Regions from separate parts of the Homo sapiens genome. Here region 2 is linked to region 1. A link is a loop called in an ENCODE intact Hi-C map of the cell type or tissue named here. Cell type or tissue: HCT116. All regions are shown on one strand. Each heading gives the region's core, and the rest is flanking DNA. Links, peaks and the distances in the headings are about the cores only.

Region 1 (9,444 bases), core at 438-8,437:
TCTCTCTCTCTCTGCCTAGATATCTTCTCTTTCCTCCAGGAAACTTTGCATGACTCCACATTCTAATTGGGAAGTCTCTGCTCCATGTTCCCAGAGTACCCTGTGCATCTGTCTACCGTATCAGTTATAGCACTGTTTGACCCTCTTCTACACTACATATTTATAACTTATTCATCTTTGGTTTTCAACACCTGGTACCAAGCTTGGAACCTTGTTTGTTCAGATAACCAAGTCTATAAGTATTATCTATATTTAATGCTCTTTTATGAGAGTTTTGAAGAAGAATCCAAAAGGATTTACTATGAGTTAAGTGTCAGGGCTCCATTGCTGGAGATTTCTTTTTATCTATTTTGCCTCTTTAGAAAATTACTCAACTAAATATCAAATGATATAGATTGCAACTCTATTTAAGTACAATCTAATAACTATCTGGATAGTTATTAGAACAATATGCAGTTCAAGTAAAAATGAATCCATTTTACTCTAGATTTTGAGTTATCATAGCAGGTGATCACAAAACAAGTCAGTTGCTATCTTATTTTACTTGCCTTCATGCAAATGGATTTTAGCAACCTAATCACTTATTGTAATATACAATTTGAAATTACTAAAACTAGAGCCACCTCAGAGTTTCTTTCCCTAAAAAGGCAGGATATAAATAAATGCAATAAACAAAACATTAAAAATGATATCACAAAAATTTATTTCATCAGCTTCTATGCCCAGATCTAGAAGTAATGCAGGACTAAACATAAATGGATATACTTCTTTGCTCTATTTTCTTTATATAAACTTAAACAGAAAATAAATGCCAAGCTGACTCATCATATTCAGTTACAATGTAAATAACATGACGTAATAAAAATAATAACAAGTGTATCTGTCAAATAAAGGCACTGCATTGTCTTTTTCTACTGTTAGCAATCCTACCTTTTAGAAAGCAAGTCATATTCATGTAAAATCATCAACAGATTTTCTACAATGTTGAGTTCACTTATCTTCTCCCTACATTCTTGACTATAAATTGAAAAATATTAGCAATTACTAAAAGCATATTTTGCTAGATCCATGTATTAGTCCTTTTTCAAACTGGTATAAAGAACTGCCTGAGACTGGGTGATTTATAAAGGAAAGAGGTTTACTTGACTCACAGTTCAGCATGGCTAGGGAGGCCTCAGGAAACTTACAGTCATGGTGGAAGATAAAGGAGAAGCAAGGCACCTTCTTCACAAGGCAGCAGGAAGGATAAGTGCCGAGCCAAGGGGGAAGAGCCCCTTATAAAACCATCAGATCTCATGAGAACTCACTCACTATCATGAGAACAGCATGGAGGAAATGGCCCCATGATTCAATGACCTCCACCTGGTCTCTCCCTTGACATGAGGGAATTATGGGGATTACAGGGATTACAATTCAAGATGAGATTTGGTTGGGGACACAAAGCCTAACCATATAAATTTATTTATTTAATATCCTAGCTCCAATATTATCTTGGGAGAAGAGATCAAAAAACAAAAGGAATCATATGTTATTCACAGAAAAGCAATGGTCCACTTATTGTCATAAAAACATTTAAAATAATCATGACATTTATAAGAGGAAAGATCTTCTTGAAAATTTTTCAAAGCCCACAGATGTTTGAAAACGTTCTGTATGTTAAAATTCACAGGTAAGAATGAATTAAGATGGTCAGAAAGATTCAACTGCCAAAGAAATATTATGGTAATTTTGAAATTAGAAGTAACTGAGGGTTAGATGAAAAGACTAAATATTTCCAGTCAGGAAATAAAAAGAAAATTTTAAACTGCAATTTGCCTTTCCAGTTTAAATTTTTAAATAATGCCTTCTATCCAGGATTCTCTTCAACATGTTATTTCACACTTATTTATCAAGAAATTGTATTAAGTAGTTGACAAAGTAACTGATTATTTTGCATCCTTACCACCTAAATTGCTATAGTAGCAGAACTGGAAAGTATATTAGAATACACTACTTACCTTTCTGCTAAACTAGCCAGAGCCAGAAGGGAACCCAATAGAACATTAGTATCTCGGGCACCAAGTAAATTTACTAATGTCTGAAAAATGAAGTAAAATAAAGTTTAATTATATAAGTACTACAAGCTTCTTTTTTCAACATTAACATTAATTTATTTTCCATTACCAGCTGCTTGAATGACAAAATGCTTCCCTCTTAAGATCATATAGGCTTAACTGTTTTTTTTTTTTGCTTAGTAGTTTATAATGTATGTGCATATACAATTAAGCACAAACTATATATAATGTTAAAGCTGCTCTCTCTTATGTTTTTTTCTTAATGTTATCTACTGAAATTTTTTCATGGCATTAAATATATCTTTATAAACACTTTTTGTCAATATAATCAAGTTGTTTATTTTATTATGGCTTTACCCATAGAATAGTGAAAAAAATTATGCCCTATCAAGCCTTATGCAGCTTCCTTTTTATTTTTTGCAGTCAATATAAAAGTTTATCTTAAAAAGAGTTTTATTAAACATTCAAAATATCCAGTTCTTTACAGATGGCAGGAGTCCATCTCTCCTTACTTTGGAACTCTTGATAGTAACCTCTTGTAGCCATTCCTTGCCCAGGACAGGAAGAAAAGGCATCAAGCTACATGACCAGCCTGGTTCTCATACATCCTTCTATTTCCATGTGCCCAAGTATTCTCTCCCCCTTCTGATCCCACGCTGGGAAGAACCAGGAAGATTAATGACATAAATTACAATAGTGGTAGTGATCAGCCATTGAGAACTCACTTTGAGCCAGGCATTGTGCTAGGCACTTTCCAAATTATGAAACGATTTTTCAACAAAATATTGAAACTTTCATTCTTTTGCCAAACTAAACAAGATATGAATACTATCGAGCATTCCATTTGCCTCCCAGATTTCTAATTGATGTTGAAAGTGCATCACTGATGCTCCCAAGCATCATCCTAACTAACATGACTTAGCTGGAAGTCTGTAGCTTGTCAGTGGCTTTCCCTGAATTCTCGTTAAGGCAAATTTTCTTATTTGGAAAATTCTCTACATTTTCAGAATGCGGAGTGCCCCTGAAAAGTGCCTCCCAAAATGTCTCAGGTCAGAGCTGCAACCTGCGCAACAACGGCTAAGGTAATTTTTATGTTTCCAGTATATGGATTTTTTGCCTTTATGATTTCATTTTATCTTAATGAAGTTATCATTATCTTTATTTGTCTGATCCTTTCCTCTTTTTCTTCTCTCTTTCTTCTCTGTCTTCTAATGTTTCCCAAACTTCAATCCATTACATATCATTTTCACATTTTTTGCCATATTCAACTAACATCTTTAATGTTAACTCAAAAAAATTTTTTCCAATTGTAAGCAATAATACCTGTGAAATAGCTGGCTACTGAAACAAAAAATGTTGACCTGTGTATCACCTAGAATCATCCTCTAGACCATGAGCAGCATGTGTTAACACATTTTAGGCAATCTTGCTCCCATATACACTAGAAAGTGGCTTCCCGGGATATGAAACTCAACAGGTTTCTGAAACTTGGCTCCACATGGCTACAGTCTAAACAGTTTTGCTATAAATATAGTCTGTTTTGACCTACAATGGCAATCATATATGGTTCAAACTAATATAGCCCCACATGCCATATGGAATTTATATGTATACATATGTACATTTTGTTTATTTCTGTTGACTTATTTATAAATGCACACCTAGGGTGTATTTATACATAGCTGGGGCTTTTCAAATAATATTTAAGTAATAAACCTAGTTGGTATTAAATGGCATAGGAAAAAAAAGAAAAGAGTTCCAGAAAACTTGTATTTATTATATCTCTATTAACTTGTAATGCTGGTAAAGAATATAAAAGGGTTGACAAAGATCCACAATCTCAGGCCAGGCTGGTAGGTTTGTGGATTCTAATTACACATGACTTAACCGCAAAGGCTCTGAACTTCCCTAATGTGAACTATTGCCATAGGGAGCTGAAGCATTAACTCTTTCAGGGGCCACTCACCTTGTGGGCTCCACTTGTGGTGACCCATTCTCTTTGATCTTTGACTGCAGCAAGTTTTTGAAAAATATCTATAAAGGAAAGAAAGAGCGCAAAGAGGCATCCAGAGATTAAAGGGGGAGTACTTCCAGGAGCACAGATCTGCAGTGCATATGGGCAGGCAGAGAAAGGTCAAAGGGAACACAGCACAAAAGGAACAACAGATGCAGGAGCAGCATGGCTACTTTTTTACCCCAAGAATTACTCCTCAAGCTCCACTGGTATTTATTTTCTAATATTATTGTAATAATGAAATATAAAAATACCAAAAAAGGCAAACCTCTCTTTCCACTTGAAGTTCCTTAACATCATTACCAGTTCAAAGTGAGGCCTATTCTTCAAAGATCCTCTCTGTGAAGATTTCAACTTATAAAGAAGAGAGGGAAGGCCAGCAAATGAGAGGAACCTGCACGTTTCCTCAGCTGAGGAAAATAGTCATCCTCAAAGAGACTTCCTAGTGCCCAGGGCTTGCCATAAACTCTTCTCTCCCTGGATCTGAGAATCACTGTGCTGCTCCACAAGCAGATATGAAGAGCCAGTCCAGTCACACAAAGAAAACGGACAGGCATCCCACACGGCAGGACGTCTGTGACTCATCAAAGCTGGAGTGCAGGACAGCAGGGCTGGGAAGAGCCTCCAACGGGAGAAGATTGAGTGACTAAGGAATACCTCACACTCACAGTCCAATGTTTTCACATTCGCAGCATCAGATAAGGTTTGTTGTTATTTTTCTTTTTCATGCTCTGGATGTTTCAGATTCTATGAGGTAGGCAATCATGATTAACCCAACTTTATAGAAAAAAAACTGGATAGTCTCTGACATTTTAACAGAAATAAAAAGACGCAAAAATAGATTTTACCAAAATTTGCTTTTATGGAAGCCTCTCTTGCATTAAATAAATTGTGCTTTTCAAGGTAAAGGTTGTAATCTAAACATCTTTCTTCTGGCTGTATGTTGCCACTGAATATAACAATTGGCCTGGATGCTCAACACCTGAGCTGTGTGTGCGAACATTAATAAATATTTAAAGTATCCTTGTTTCCTGCTGCAAACACCATACTGCTTTTTCTAGCAAGTCCACAAAAATGGCTGTGTCCCTGCAATAACACTTACATGTCATGTTGACCAGCTTGTCCACAGTGTGCTGCTCTTCTCCATAGCCGAGGTACTCATTGGCTACAATCTCCATATACTGCATGAAGGACCAAACCAACAAGCCAGTCAGGACACCAAAAGCACCCAAGGAAGCAAGGAACAAGATGCTGCAGTTCTTAAAATAAACTGTAGGTGGCAAAACAGATTCATCAAATAATACTCTCATGCTCCTGGAACAGTTATCGCTCAAGTGCAAAAGGTGACTGGGTTTCTAGATTCTTTGGCTTCTCTTGCGTGCTATGAAGTTGAGGGAAAGACCATCTCAAGACTCTATAAACTCTCAAAAGTCTCAAAATGACTCTTAACTAAGTAAGTTTGTTGTGTAATTTAGTATCCAAATACAAGATACATATAAGATACATAATACATAGTATATAGAATGTTTATTCTTCAATGTATCTTTTTAGGAGAATTTTTTATAATACATTGTATATATTTTACTGACGTATATAAGCTCTGAATATATGTCTAACCAGCATACATGCAGTTAGCAATAATCAGAATAAAATGCGTACTGAGTAGTCTGATAATTCTCACTGTGGATAATGATTATAATAAGAAACAGGCTCAGGGAAACAGGTAATTTCTAATATTATAATGGAAGTTAAAATGGATAAGAAGATGCTTTGTAACATAATCTTATGAAATATTAAGTTATTAAATGAGGTACACCTCTAGTCAATTTAAAAGGTTCTTGAAAACAAAAAATAAACATGAATCAATTTTCTAAGAATATAATAAAATAAAGTAGATTTAATGTTAAATTGCCACCAACTTAATCTTCCATTAATTATTCAGAATGAGTTTGCAGGGCCACATGTTTATTATGAAAATCATTCTTTCTGTAAACATTATACAGGTTTTAGGAGACTAGCCTGTTCCAACTCAAAAACGTGATCAGAAATTTTGTTTTATTCCAGCCTGGCCAACATGGTGTAACCCTGTCTCTACTAAAAATACAAAAAAAAAAAAAAATGATCCGGGCATGGTGGCGCATGCCTGTAATCCCAGCTACTTGGGAGACTGAGGCACAAGAATCACTTGAACTTGGGAGGCAGAGGTTGCAGTGAGCTGACATCACACAACTGCACTTTAGCCTAGGTGACAAAGTGAGACCCTATCTCAAAAAAAAAAAAGAAAAAGAAAGAAAAAGAAATTTTGTTTTATTGTATTAATAAATGCAAGCCTCTGAGTTGCTCAGTATATATATTCACTTGCTTACCCTCGCTCAGTAGTTAGCAAAGCAGAAAAATAAATAAGGTCAAGATCATTCCTTTCTTTGTCATCTATTTATTAGTATTTTAGTGAGCACAGTAATCATTTTCTTGTTTGAAAATGTTTTGAACATCTTCATAATCAGTTTATTATCTTGCCAGGCCCAGTGGCACACACCTGTAATCCCAGCTACTCAGGAGGCTGAAGCAGGAGGATTGCTTGGGCCCAGCATTTTGAGACCAGCCTAGGCAACATAGTAAGACACCGTTTCAAATATATATGCATATATATATACATATTTCTTTTCCTCCCACCATATGGTATATACAATGCTAAGGGCTTCAGCCTTCCAGCCATCGCCCCTTTTGTTGTTGTGAGGCGGAGTTTCGCTCTGTTGCCCAGGCTGGAGTGCAGTGGTGCAACTTCAGCTCACTGCAACCTCCGCCCCCCAGGTTTAAGCAATTCTCTGCCTCAGCCTCCCGAGTAGCTGGGATTATAGGCACCTGGCACCATGCCTGGCTAATTTTTGTATTTTTAGTAGAGACGGGGTTTCACCATGTTGGCCAGGCTGGTCTCAAACTCCTGACCTCAGGTGATCCACCCACCTCAGCTTCCCAAAGTGCGAGGATTACAGGTGTGAGCCACCGCACCTGGCTGCCTATTTCTTATTATTACTAGCTAAAGACATGTGACCTTTTATAGCACTTTCTCATTTCATCAGGCTGAGTAAAGTGAGCCCAATTAGCCAGAACAAAATGTGGTGGGTTCCTCCCTGCTCTGTGAGTATCATGCCTCACACTCACACTTAACGCTGTCTGTCCCTCTCTGGGGCAGACAGCATAACATAGGAAAGCCACCTTCTGTCACATACCCTTTTAATTCTTGCTCATAGCAGGCACAAAATGAAAAGGCAAGACCAGCCACCACAAAAGGAATCTTACCTGAGCTAGGTTTTCAATCCCACCCAAGCTATGGAGTATTTCCTAATAAAATAAAAGCAACAAAACACATGTAAATGATGAGGGTGGAGGGGGAAGTATATTTTACATGCAATTTCTTTACTAAGTTGTCATATTTATAATTATATTGTGAAGGTCTACATTCTAATATAAATACGGAAAACTTACAGTATGTCATTCATACTACCTTTAAAATAAACTATTAATAAATATGAAAGTTGGGTTGAGATCAAGAGAATAAATCTGTGCTCAGAACCGCAGCCTGCCCCTTCATTCTTCTTAACTCCTCCTGTGTCATCATAAAATGTTCGAGTTGAGAAGAGCCATTAGACACCATTTCATTCAATATTCTCATGTTACAGATGAGGAAAACCAAGACACAGAAAGAAAACCATTTTGCATAACTGACGAACCTGGATGAGTTCATCACCAAACTCCAAGAACCCTCCGCTAGGTCTCTGCCTAGTGTCCATGAACCAGCAGCACCCTCATTACCTGGGAGCTGAACAGAAATGCAGAATCCTGCACCCACCCCAGACCTACTCAATCACACTCCGTTTCAACAAGATCTCCAGGTCATACGTACGTACAGTACAGTTTGGGAAGCATTGCTCTAGGACAGAAAGAGTTTCTCAAAATTATTAGATGAATGATCTTATTAGACCCATGCTCTAAATAAATGTAAAGATAATTTTTGACAATGTCTCCTGATACAGGACTTTAAATTGTGAAATGGACCAGCCTAGAGATCTACTAATAGTAAGTGCTCTTAGGTTAGCCACATTGTCATTTATCTATAGACAAATATTCTCAGGTGGCTTTAACCTGCTTAATTACATCTGTATTGACATCTCTCTCCTTACTTAACATGCCCACAAGGAAGTTATTTGAAACATAAACAAGAGCCATAATTTCAATTCTGGGAAGTGCACAGGGACGAGTACATGAGCGTGGGAGAGAACAGTCTAGTTCTCCCATGAAGCCAGTGAGTGGGCAGACTGGGAAAAGGCACAGGGGCCTTTTTCTCTCAAGGCCTCCTGGGTCAAGGTTTCCATACTCTGTATAAAGTGAACTTGGAAATACTGAACACACTTACATCTAAATTAAATTTTAAAAGAACATTTAGAACTCAATTAAAAATAGTTCTATGACTACCTACTAATTTGAAGCCTCATCAATGCTATTCACTCTAGAAGAGCTATAATTAAAGAGCACGAGAATATTGTACATATGATCTCTATTTATGGTAGGAGGTTTTGTACACATAAAAATTAAAATAACATTTAAAACCAGTTATATTTATTCAACAAACATTTTTTCCATTCCACCTATGTAAAATCCTTGAGTTAGGCTCTGGAGACACACATATGTAGATGGCAGGAGTGCTCTTTGCTGAGCTGTAAGCAAGCATAAGGTGGGTATACAAACAACTAGAACTTAAGACAGAACGAGATAAGTGTTAAAAGTAAATTATACATGCAGTGTTACGAGGCGCCAGAATAGAGACACCTCATTCCTGCTGAGAGGACTAAGAGACACCTCATGTGGGTGGTGGTCTCTAAATGGGGACTGGAAGGATGGATGGATTTGCCAAGTAAAGATCGGGAAGAGGTGAAAATAAAGGAGATTCCAGCAAAGAGAATAGGAGGCTCAAAGGTGAATAGAAATTGTGCAGACAAAACATCAAGACATGCTGTAATTCCGAGAGAAGCAGTTCCGTAACTCCATGGAGGGCATTACTGGGAAAAAATGTTAGAAAATTAGGGTGGATTCACACTGTGGGAGGACTTAGATGTGAGCCTGAATTTGAACGTTTTCATGCAGACCGTGATACCCAATGAAAACGTGTGAGCAAGGGACTGGCCAGAATTAGCTGTGGGGACTTCCTTCTAGTCATAAAATGAACTGGAGATGGGGAGCGTATCAACTGGGAGCTCAGGTGGGGGTCAGTGACAGCAGGAGTAAGAATGGAGAGAAAGGGGTAGTATTTGAAGCGATATGATCAACGGAACATGAAGAAAGATTGGAAGAAAAGAAGCAAAGTCAAAGACATCAGTC
Region 2 (9,444 bases), core at 474-8,473, 350 kb after region 1:
CATTACTCTTTTAGAGGGCGCATTGTGGGAGTGGATTGTATTTGGGGGATACATTGGTTTCTCAGAGTTGCCTTTGACTCAACCAAATTAGAAATTTATCTTAAAAAATCCCTATTCAGAGAGACTATAGAAATTAAGAGGATAGCTTCTTATAACCGTGTTGTTCATAACACAGAGGCAGAGAGACCAACAGAGCATAGGGAAAGCCTGCAGCAAAAAAGTGGTAGCTAGGTTGCCCCTCACCTCCTACCAGGTAATCTTAGTGGTACACCTGACAGGGAACAAAGCCAGTGTCACATTCAGGATATCCAAGGCAAAAATGTTCCATGGTACTGTGGAGCTCATTGATAACTTGTACAAAATGGCAGTTGGCTCCAATTATGGTAGAAAACTAATCAGAAAGAATGCCCTCCAAAATAGTTCTCTATGCCTCATGCATTGTTGTAAATACAATCTTCTATTTCTCACAACTGATGCTTCTTATTCCAGTGGGGCTGCATTTAGCCTCAAGATGCTGGGTGGAATACAGGCCAAGAAGCACGCTGTGTAGAAAAGGAAGATCTTTCTTTCTTTCTTTCTTTTTTTTTTTTTGAGACGGAGTTTTGCTCTTGTTGCCCAGGCTGGAGTGCAGTGGCACGATCTCGGCTCACCACAACCTCCGCCTCCCAGGTTCAAGTGATTCTCCTACCTCATCCTCCCAAGTACCTGGGATTACAGGCATGCGCCACCGCACCCGTCTAATGTTTTATTTTTAGTAGAGATGGGGTTTCTCCATGTTGGCCAGGCTGGTCTTGACTCCTGACCTCAGGTGATCCGCCCACCTTGGCCTCTCAAAGTGCTGGGATTACAGGCGTGAGCCACCGCGCCCGGCCCTGGAAGACCTTGCTTTCATCCCATTGGTCAAGAGTCTCCCCACACTACCTCTGCAGCTCTGCCTTCCAGGCAACCAAGGGATTCTAAAGACAATACCTGTAGTTTCTAATTAGCAGACACCACCTTATATCTGAACTTATATTTGACCCATGTCAAAGACTCACATACAGATTTCTAATTGCTGTCATCATTCTAAGGCAGGGAGTCATTTTGTTCCCTTTTCCAAAGCAGTTTCCCAAGGGCCAGGAAGGCCAGGCTTTGACTTTCTCCCCAACAGCTGACCCATCCCTCATCAATTCCAACGGATGCAACAAAATTAGCTTTGCTATAACTTAATCTCATTTCAAGCACCCCGCCCACCACATCCTTAGTAACGTACAACAGTAACATCAGCAATCATGTACAAAGGTTTTCCCAAGCTGGTAGTCTTATGCTAGACACCGTCATAAACACGGAGGCTTCATGTGGGCTTAAATGCAGTTCAAGGGTTATGACCAAGAGAAAAACAAACTTCAAGTCCATCTTCTTTGGAATCAGATGTTACAGTGGAAACAAGGTGCTAGTTAATGGCATTTGGCTCCAAGCAGAAATCCTTGAATATACTCATCCTGGCTACTGGTGCTTTATCTCCTTTTACCTTTTCCTCCCACATTTTCCTTGATGGGACATTAGGAATCAGCAAGTACTTGAAGTTCCCAAGTTTTACCCTTAGAACATCCTCTTAGGCATGGTTCACTTTGCCTGTAAGTCTCTCTCTGGAGATCATTTGTTTTAGGCAGAACTTTTCCTCACAATTCATAGGCAAACTCCACTTGACCCGGTAAGATCGCAGGGGAATCAATTTAGAAGAACAATAAATAATGTTCAAATGTCATGCAATATTTCCCCTATTCCCATAACTGCCTCGTGTTTTTAAAACCTCTCTTGACACCTTCTGTTAAACAGCTTCAGAGAATAAGGCCCTTGGCCATATGTTATTATTTGACAAAGGAATAAGAGTCTTCATTTCTGGCCTAATTCCCTTTTCCTTGACTTGTCTGCTGATTTCTGGCAGAAATGGGGAAGAGGCTTCTTTCTGGGGAGGACATCAAGGCTGGCTGTTAGTAACCGGATTTAAAAGGTGAAAGGGGCCAGGTGCAGTGGCTCACGCCTGTAATCCCAACACTTTGGGAGGCTAAGGCGAGCAGATGACTTGAACTCAGGAGTTTGAGACCAGCCTGGCCAACGTGGTGAAACCCCATTTCTACTAAAAATACAAAAATTAGCCAGGCGTGGTGGTGTGCGCCTGTAGTCCCAGCTACTCGGGAGGCTGAGGCAGGAGAATCACTTGAACCCAGGAGGCGTAGGATGCAGTCAGCTGAGACCATGCCACTCTACTCCAGGCTAGGTGACAGAGTGAGAACCTGTCTCAAAAAAAAAAAAAAAAAAAAAAAAAAAAGAGTGGAAAGATCCAATCCATAAAGGACAGGAGCTATTTCCAGAAAGTGAGACAAGAAGGAGTCTAGGGAGGAGGGGACACAGGATCGTACAGGCCCTCTCTGCTTTAACCAGTTAGTGAAACACTGAGCAGCTGAGGATAAGAAAAGGACAGTACTAATCCTGCTTACCCACCCTCATTCCAGCCTAGGAATTTATTTTTCTTTTCATAGTAGGCCAATACATACAATACAAAGGTAGGTATCCTACCTGAGTGAGTCAGAAGAAACTGGATTTCAAGGCAGTCAGAAGAAACTGGATTTCAAGGCCTTTCAAGAGCCAAGTTCAAGGTTAAAGACTTAATTCTCCAGAATCCAAGTGTGTGTAGGAGACCCTAATCCATCAAAAATATTGGGGGCCACACAGGAGGCAGGGTTAGCTTTCTAACTTTTCCCACAAGACAACTTCAAGCACAAATACAACATTCCTTGCTTTATCACTTAGCACCGTGCTGCCTGGCCAACATGTCACATGTCAGATTTCCTTGGTTCTAAAAGATGATCATGATTTCCAGTTTCCATCCCCTCCTGAGAGGAGGAGGAGAATAGCTGAGTTCAGGTTATTCACATAAACATTGAACAGCTGTGCTGTGCTAGGTATAATTCATCCCACCATATTCATTAAGACTTAGCCAATGACCTCAGGGGTGCCAACCAACTTGAAACGTCACTGGAAGCTCAGAACTCTCATTTGGGTTCTTAGGGTCAACTCATAAAACACAAAACCATAAAAAGTTAGGGCTGGGGCCATCGTCAAGGACATCCAGCCTGCTTTCCTACTAGACTGATGAATAAACAGGCCTAAAGCAATGATGTGAATGGGTGAGCCAGTTTCACAAAGCTGTTGGCATTGCCAGGACATGAATCACGATTTCCTGACTTCTGGACCAGAGGGGTCTACTGCTCTTTGGTTTTCTTCACAGAACATCTAGATTGGCATTAATGACCAGGGTACCTCTTTGCGGTTATGCTGTTCTTGCCCCTCTGAAATGCTCCCTTGCTGTTTTTCTTCATCTCCCTACCTCCTATCATCCTTCAGGATTTAGTTCAAGTGTCATCTCCTTAAGTCTTCTCTGGCTCCTAGTATGAGATAGGGGACTCTGTGCTCGCTACATTCATGGTATTCACAGCATTGCTCCAGAACCCCCAACTAACCTGTAAAGTCTTGGAGAGCAGAGATTATGACCCTGTTGAATTTATACAAAAACCATGCCCAACACAATGCCTGCCATGTTGCACATTCCTTTTTGATGAATTACAGTATGAACAACGTTATTATCAGTGCATTACACTGATGATGTGTAATGTGAGTTAGGTATATGGTGATGCTAAGCTCTACTTTGTGGACCCTCCAGAATCTTGTGGTCTACATAGATGGCAATAACAATAAATTATTTTAAAAACAAAGAAAAAACATACAAATATGTTAAGTGAGGTCCTTGTATTGTGAAAGCTCATTTTCTCCTTTTCCAGATGAGGAAAGGGAAGGGGAAGCCTTGAGTGAGCCAGGGTCATATTATAGCTTAGTGGCAAAAACTGGATTTCAAGTTTCTTATCAGGGATCCATGCTCTTTCACTAAATTTGCTGCCTCATCATCACTTAGAAAAGAAAGTTTTTTGTTTTTTTGAGATGGAGTCTCGCTCTGTCACCCAGGCAGGAGTGCAGTGGCGTGATCTCGGCTCACTGCAAAATTCGACTCCCGGGTTCAAGCAGTTCTCTGCCTCAGCCTCCTGAGTAGCTGGGATTCCAGACACTCACCACCATGCCTGGCTAATTTTTGTGTTTTTAGTAGAGATGGGGTTTCACCATCTTGGCCACGCTGGTCCTGAACTCCTGACCTCATGATCCACCCACCTTGGTCTCCCAAAGTGCTAGGATTATAGGCGTGAGCCACAAGAAAGGTTTTTTTTTGTTTTTTGTTTTCTTTTTTTAAATCAGTAGAGTCTTATCTTCTGTCCTTTAGAAAGGGGCAGAGAAGAATATGGGTTTTACTGATCCTGTACCCAATGTCTTATGGTCTCAGCAGCCAGAGTTAAAGTACAACCAAGCAGCAAAGAGTTCTTAGGCACTTATCACTGAAATCATCAGCTTTGGAGGCAGAAATGGGCCCAAAGACTGCATGGACGTGAAACTCATGAGTCATGCTGTACCCATTAGAGCTATGTTAGGTGATGGGTAGAAAGAAGGGATGTCTTCCCTCCCTGGATGGGACTGGGAGAAACTGTTGGCCTCTCCAGTCCTCTTCCTCTGCATTGACAAACTCTGTCAGGTAACTGGAAAGAAATGTCTGGATTAGGACTAAAGTACTGTGTGAGTACAAATGATTGTTATTAGTAATAAGTATAAATTGCAATTTGTTAGTTACATAGTAGTTAATATTAATAGTTATTAGTATTTATTACTGGAATCTACATCAGACATAGGTGAAGGTGGAGAATAAGGTTTGGAAAGAGCAGTGCTCACTACTAATCTCTGAGGATGGATGGACATCTATTTTTTTTGTCAATTCTGCATCCTGCAGACCTGAACCTGGAAGGCCACTAAATGCCACAGCCCCCTGCTGGCCACACGCTGCAGTGACACCTCAGAACTTCCTGGAACAAAGGCCCACCCATTCCATAATTCCAGAGGTAGACTCAGAATCACAGAGGTGGGAAGAGCCTTAGAGACCATACAATGGAGAAAGAGTAACTTAGTAAATCTCCCATCGCTTATTACAGGCAGAGCCTGAAATAGACACAGCCAGGTGTTCCTGGGGCCCTCTGAAACCAAATGCACAAATACTGATTGAAAGTCCACTGCATGTACCTGCACGTACACTGTTGGGTGATTTCTTTGAGATCAAGATGGCTGTAATAAACAGCTTAAAGGCTTAGAATTTGTCTTTAAAAATTATCATATCCTAACACCCTACTTCCTTTTGTTATTTTTTTCAAAATGTCTTATTTTTTTGCCAAGCAAAATATAATAGAAACCTAACTCTAGTGGTAATAACTTGCATAGCAATATCAGCCACATGAGTACATGTGGGAGCTGGGAAGTGAGTAAAAAAAGTTTTAGGCATTATGTTCAAATACAAGAAACTGTATTTAATTTTCACTCAGGGTTTAAGTATGAAAAACTTCACTATATGATTTTCTGATTTCCAACAGGTCAGAAGAAGGGGAATTAATAGCAAATAAAATGTCTGAACAATTAGCATTAGGCATACTGTCACAGGAAAAGGAGGAATAATGACAAAAATCCTCTTTAAAAAATCAACTCAATAACTAGAATGCAGCAATGCTGGGTTATGAAATGCCCAAGATACCTCCGAGAGGTAACCCTTGAGCAGGGCTGGACTCAGGTTTTGTGGCTTATATAACTTAATAGATCTTTTTAAAGAAAAAGAATACAGGCCAGGTGCGGTGGCATATGCCTGTAATCCTAGCATTTTGGCAGGCCGAGGCTGGTGGATTACCTGAGGTCAGGAGTTCGAGACCAGCCTGGCCAACATGGTGAAACCCCATCTTTACTAAAAATACAATATTAACGGGGCATGGTGGCGCATGCCTGTAGTCCCAGCTACTCAGGAGGCTGAGGCAGAAGAATTGCTTAGGACCCGGGAGGCAGAGGTTGCAGTGAGCCGAGACCATGCCACTGCACCCCAGCCTGGGCAGCAGAGCAAGACTCTGTCTCAAAAACAAAAACAAACAAACAAACAAACAAACAAAACACCAAACCAAAACAAAAAACAAATATATAAATAAAAATTAGGTACAAAAGTGAATATTTATTTATAATGGGAAAATATACACACACCAAATTCCTGGAACTCTGGAGAGTTAGGTCTCTTTCTTCTGCAATCTCTCTGCAATTTACCAGAAACATGTACATGGAAAAAATTCCGTAATGCAGCCTTGTTTCCCCTTGCCACTTAGAACATGCTACACTTTCCTCCTAGAGCCTGCCCTTATGGCGCTGTGCAGACGAGGAGTCACGGTGCTTAAGCTTCATTAGCTTCTCTGTAAAACTGCCTCTACCCAGGGGGACATCAGTCGCCTGCTCCTCAAATGAATGTCTCAAACCCCACGAAAGAGGTAAAATCATATGCACAATATCTCGTTGAGGAAAGCTGGGACATTCCCCACTGCCACACCTGCCTTTTTTTTTTTTCTAATTTAAAAAATTCTTCCAACCTGCTGTAAACACTAAGGGAATTTCCCTTTAAAAATATTCCCATAATGTTTCCCTCAAAAGATGCAGAAATTTTTTCCCTTAAAATTTTTTTGTCTTAAAAATTATCATACAGGGCTGGACGTGGTGGCACATGCCTGTAATCTCAGCATGTTGGGAGGCTGAGATGGATGAATTACCTCAGGTCAGGTCAGGAGACCAGCCTGGCTAACATAGTGAAACACTGTCTCTACTAAAAATACAAAAATTAGCCAGGTGTGGAGGTGCAACACCTCTAGTCCCAGCTACTTGGGAGGCTGAGGCAGGAGAATCGCTTGAACCTGTGAGGTGGAGGTTGCAGTGTGTTGAGATCGAACAACTGCACTCTAGCTTGGGTGACAGAGCGACACTCTATCTCAAAAAAAAAATTATCATAAGTAAAATTGATTAGGGGTGGTATACAGTTCTGAGAATTTTCACACTGGTATATGTTTGTGTAAACACCACCATCATCAGCATATAAGTTAGATATATCACTTGCAAGACATTTTTCATGCAAAAATGTACAAATTTTAAAATAATATTAAAAGCGGTAATTTTTGTTAGCTGTGACATTCATTATTATGGAATACTTCGTTCCCCCAAACGATGTTCCACAGAGGAGCTACTCTAACAGGAATCCACTAGACGAAGTGCAGGTGCACTTCAGGAACCACTGTGTAGATGATATTCTAGACTTTTTTCCCCACTTGGTCAAAGTTCAGCCTCTCCTTTTTAACTTAGCCTTTCTCAGTTCTGTGTGTGTGTGTGTATGTGTGTGTGTGTGTGTGTGTAAGACAGAGAGAGAGAGAGAGAGATATGCTTTGGGTATGTCCCCACCCAAATCTCATCTTGAATTGTAGTTCCCATCATCCTGATGTGTCCTTGGAGCAACCCGGTGGGAGGTAATTGAATCACTGGGGTGGTGACCCTCATGCCGTTCTGTGATAGTGATTTCTTATGAGATCTGATGGTTTTTAAGGGACTTTCCCCTTCCTTCACTCATACTTCTCCTTGCTGCCACCGTGTGAAAAAGGATGTGTTTTCTTCCCCTCCACCATGACTGTAAGTTTCCTGAGGCCTCTCCAGCCATACTGAACTGTGAGTCAATTAAACCTCTTTCCTTTATAAAGTACCCAGTCTCTGGCAGTTCTTTATAGCAGTGTGGGAACAGACTAACATAGTGTGTGTGTTTTGTATGTTTGATTTATAACTTTCTTCTGAAGATGGTATCTTAAAAAATTCTGTGTTCTCCAAGAAAATCAAACCAGGAACTCCAAGTCTGGCCACAGAAAGAGAATGTCCAGATGAGAACATCTGTAGACAGCCAACCAACCTTGACTGTGCCTTCCTTTGCCAGGTCACCTTTGGTGTTGTCTCACTTGAACACTGCCTTACTGTCACCACAGTGGCCTCAAGGCACTCTGATCCCTCTGTGTCATTTGGACCCAACTGTAAAAATCCAATTCTCATGGACTTCCTAATTATGCTAAAAAGGGTATAGTTAATATCAAAGAAAACCAAATAGGAAAAATATGTAAGTAAAAAAAAAAAAAAAAAGCAGAAACTATACAGTTTCTGCTCCAACAGCTTGTGGGTTTCATCCCCTAGGTTAGGTTGCTGCACCCCAAATCCAAAGAATCCTGCCTATACCAATGCAGCAACAATATAGTAGGGAGTTAGGAATTTGGGTTCTGAAGGGAAATTACTCACATTCAAATCCCTACTCTACTGCTTACTCACTGTGTATCCCTGGAAATGTTACTTAACCTCTCTTTGCCTCAGCTTTTTCATCTGTAAAAAGGGATATTAATAGGATCTATTTCAGATGTTGTTGTAAGGAATATGTAAGCTAATACCTGACAACCATTTAAGATGAAGCCTCACACATGGTTAGTATGTGATAGATGGTAGCTATTATTTTTACCTGGGGACACTGATCTCAGTTGAAGTTCTAAAGGATGTTTGTGTTCCTCAAGTAACTACAATAGAGATAATCTTATTCTCTAAGTGAGACTCCTCCACCCCTGCCGACTCCATCACATCTATTACAGGAGGTGGGCTTCTCCCCAGCATAACTCCTATCAACACATTCTGATAATAATACTGTAGCCACAAAGCAGCTGTAACATCGAAATTAGATTTAGAGAAGCCGTACCAAGACAACTGTTCTCCCTTAGATTTCTATGTCTCTTGTCCTTTTTTGATAGGGATTTGCACAATTGCTCCTAATCGGCACCATTCATCTATTATAGCAAGTTCCTTTTGAACTTCACCACAGAGCATGTTTCCCATCTCTTAGACTGAAAAGAACATGGAAATTTTTTCTGGCCAATGTTATCTAGCCAGAGCTGTCTAGCAACCATGGACTTGGGCACAACTTAAGAACAAGGGGGGCTGTGCATTGTGGCTTATGCAAGCAATCCCAGCACTTTGGGAGGCCGAGGCGGGCAGATCACTTGAGGTCAGGAGTTCAAGACCAGCCTGGCCAACATGGTGAAACCCCATCTCTACTAAAAATAATACAAAAATTAGCCAGGCATGGTGGCACATGCCTGTAATCCCAGCTACTGAAGAGGCTGAGGGAGGAGAATCGCTTGAACCCGGGAGGCGGAAGTTGCAGTGAGCCGAGATCGCACCATTGCACCCAGCCTGGGCGACAGAGCAAGACTCTGCCTCAAAAAAAAAAAAGGAAAAAAGGGAACCCCCAACCCCCAAATGCATCTCTCTGTAGCCTATAAAATAGATGCCATAAAGTTCTGAGCTGCCGGTGAACCCACTGTCTGCTGGAGGTAACGACTGGAAATGACAAGGCTTTCATATGTCCTTTCCTTAAAACAAGAAGGTCTGACATCTGCAAAAGAGAGTCCTACCAATAAATATATAAATAAAAAGAATTCT

Evidence for each region. Hi-C counts contacts between places; a loop is a spot of excess contacts. Peaks named below come from ENCODE experiments on the same cell type or tissue, not always from the same donor. Only the 100,000 strongest peaks of a DNase experiment are listed, where the experiment ranks them.
Region 2: it touches region 1 in a loop (9-fold over the local background); 26 of 110 quality-filtered maps call a loop at or near these places.

What each region holds. Positions count from the first base shown.
Region 1 is chr3:27,306,929-27,316,372 of GRCh38, forward strand. NEK10 (NIMA related kinase 10) reads right to left here. Exons shown (of 36, transcript NM_001394966.1): 7 at 7,369-7,410; 8 at 5,171-5,249; 9 at 4,021-4,088; 10 at 1,998-2,077; 11 at 931-1,017. Among named protein-coding and RNA genes, the nearest start is that of NEK10, 58 kb to the right of the region's middle. RefSeq lists an enhancer at 3,920-5,119. In HCT116, for the core only: a CTCF peak has its summit at 5,341; DNase peaks (open chromatin) are centred at 4,047, 4,643 and 5,303; H3K4me3 peaks cover 805 bases; H3K27ac peaks cover 2,025 bases.
Region 2 is chr3:27,654,462-27,663,905 of GRCh38, forward strand. No RefSeq gene overlaps it. Among named protein-coding and RNA genes, the nearest start is that of LINC02084, 54 kb to the right of the region's middle. RefSeq lists an enhancer at 143-929. In HCT116, for the core only: CTCF peaks have their summits at 4,932 (motif pointing left) and 5,136; DNase peaks (open chromatin) are centred at 4,900 and 5,340.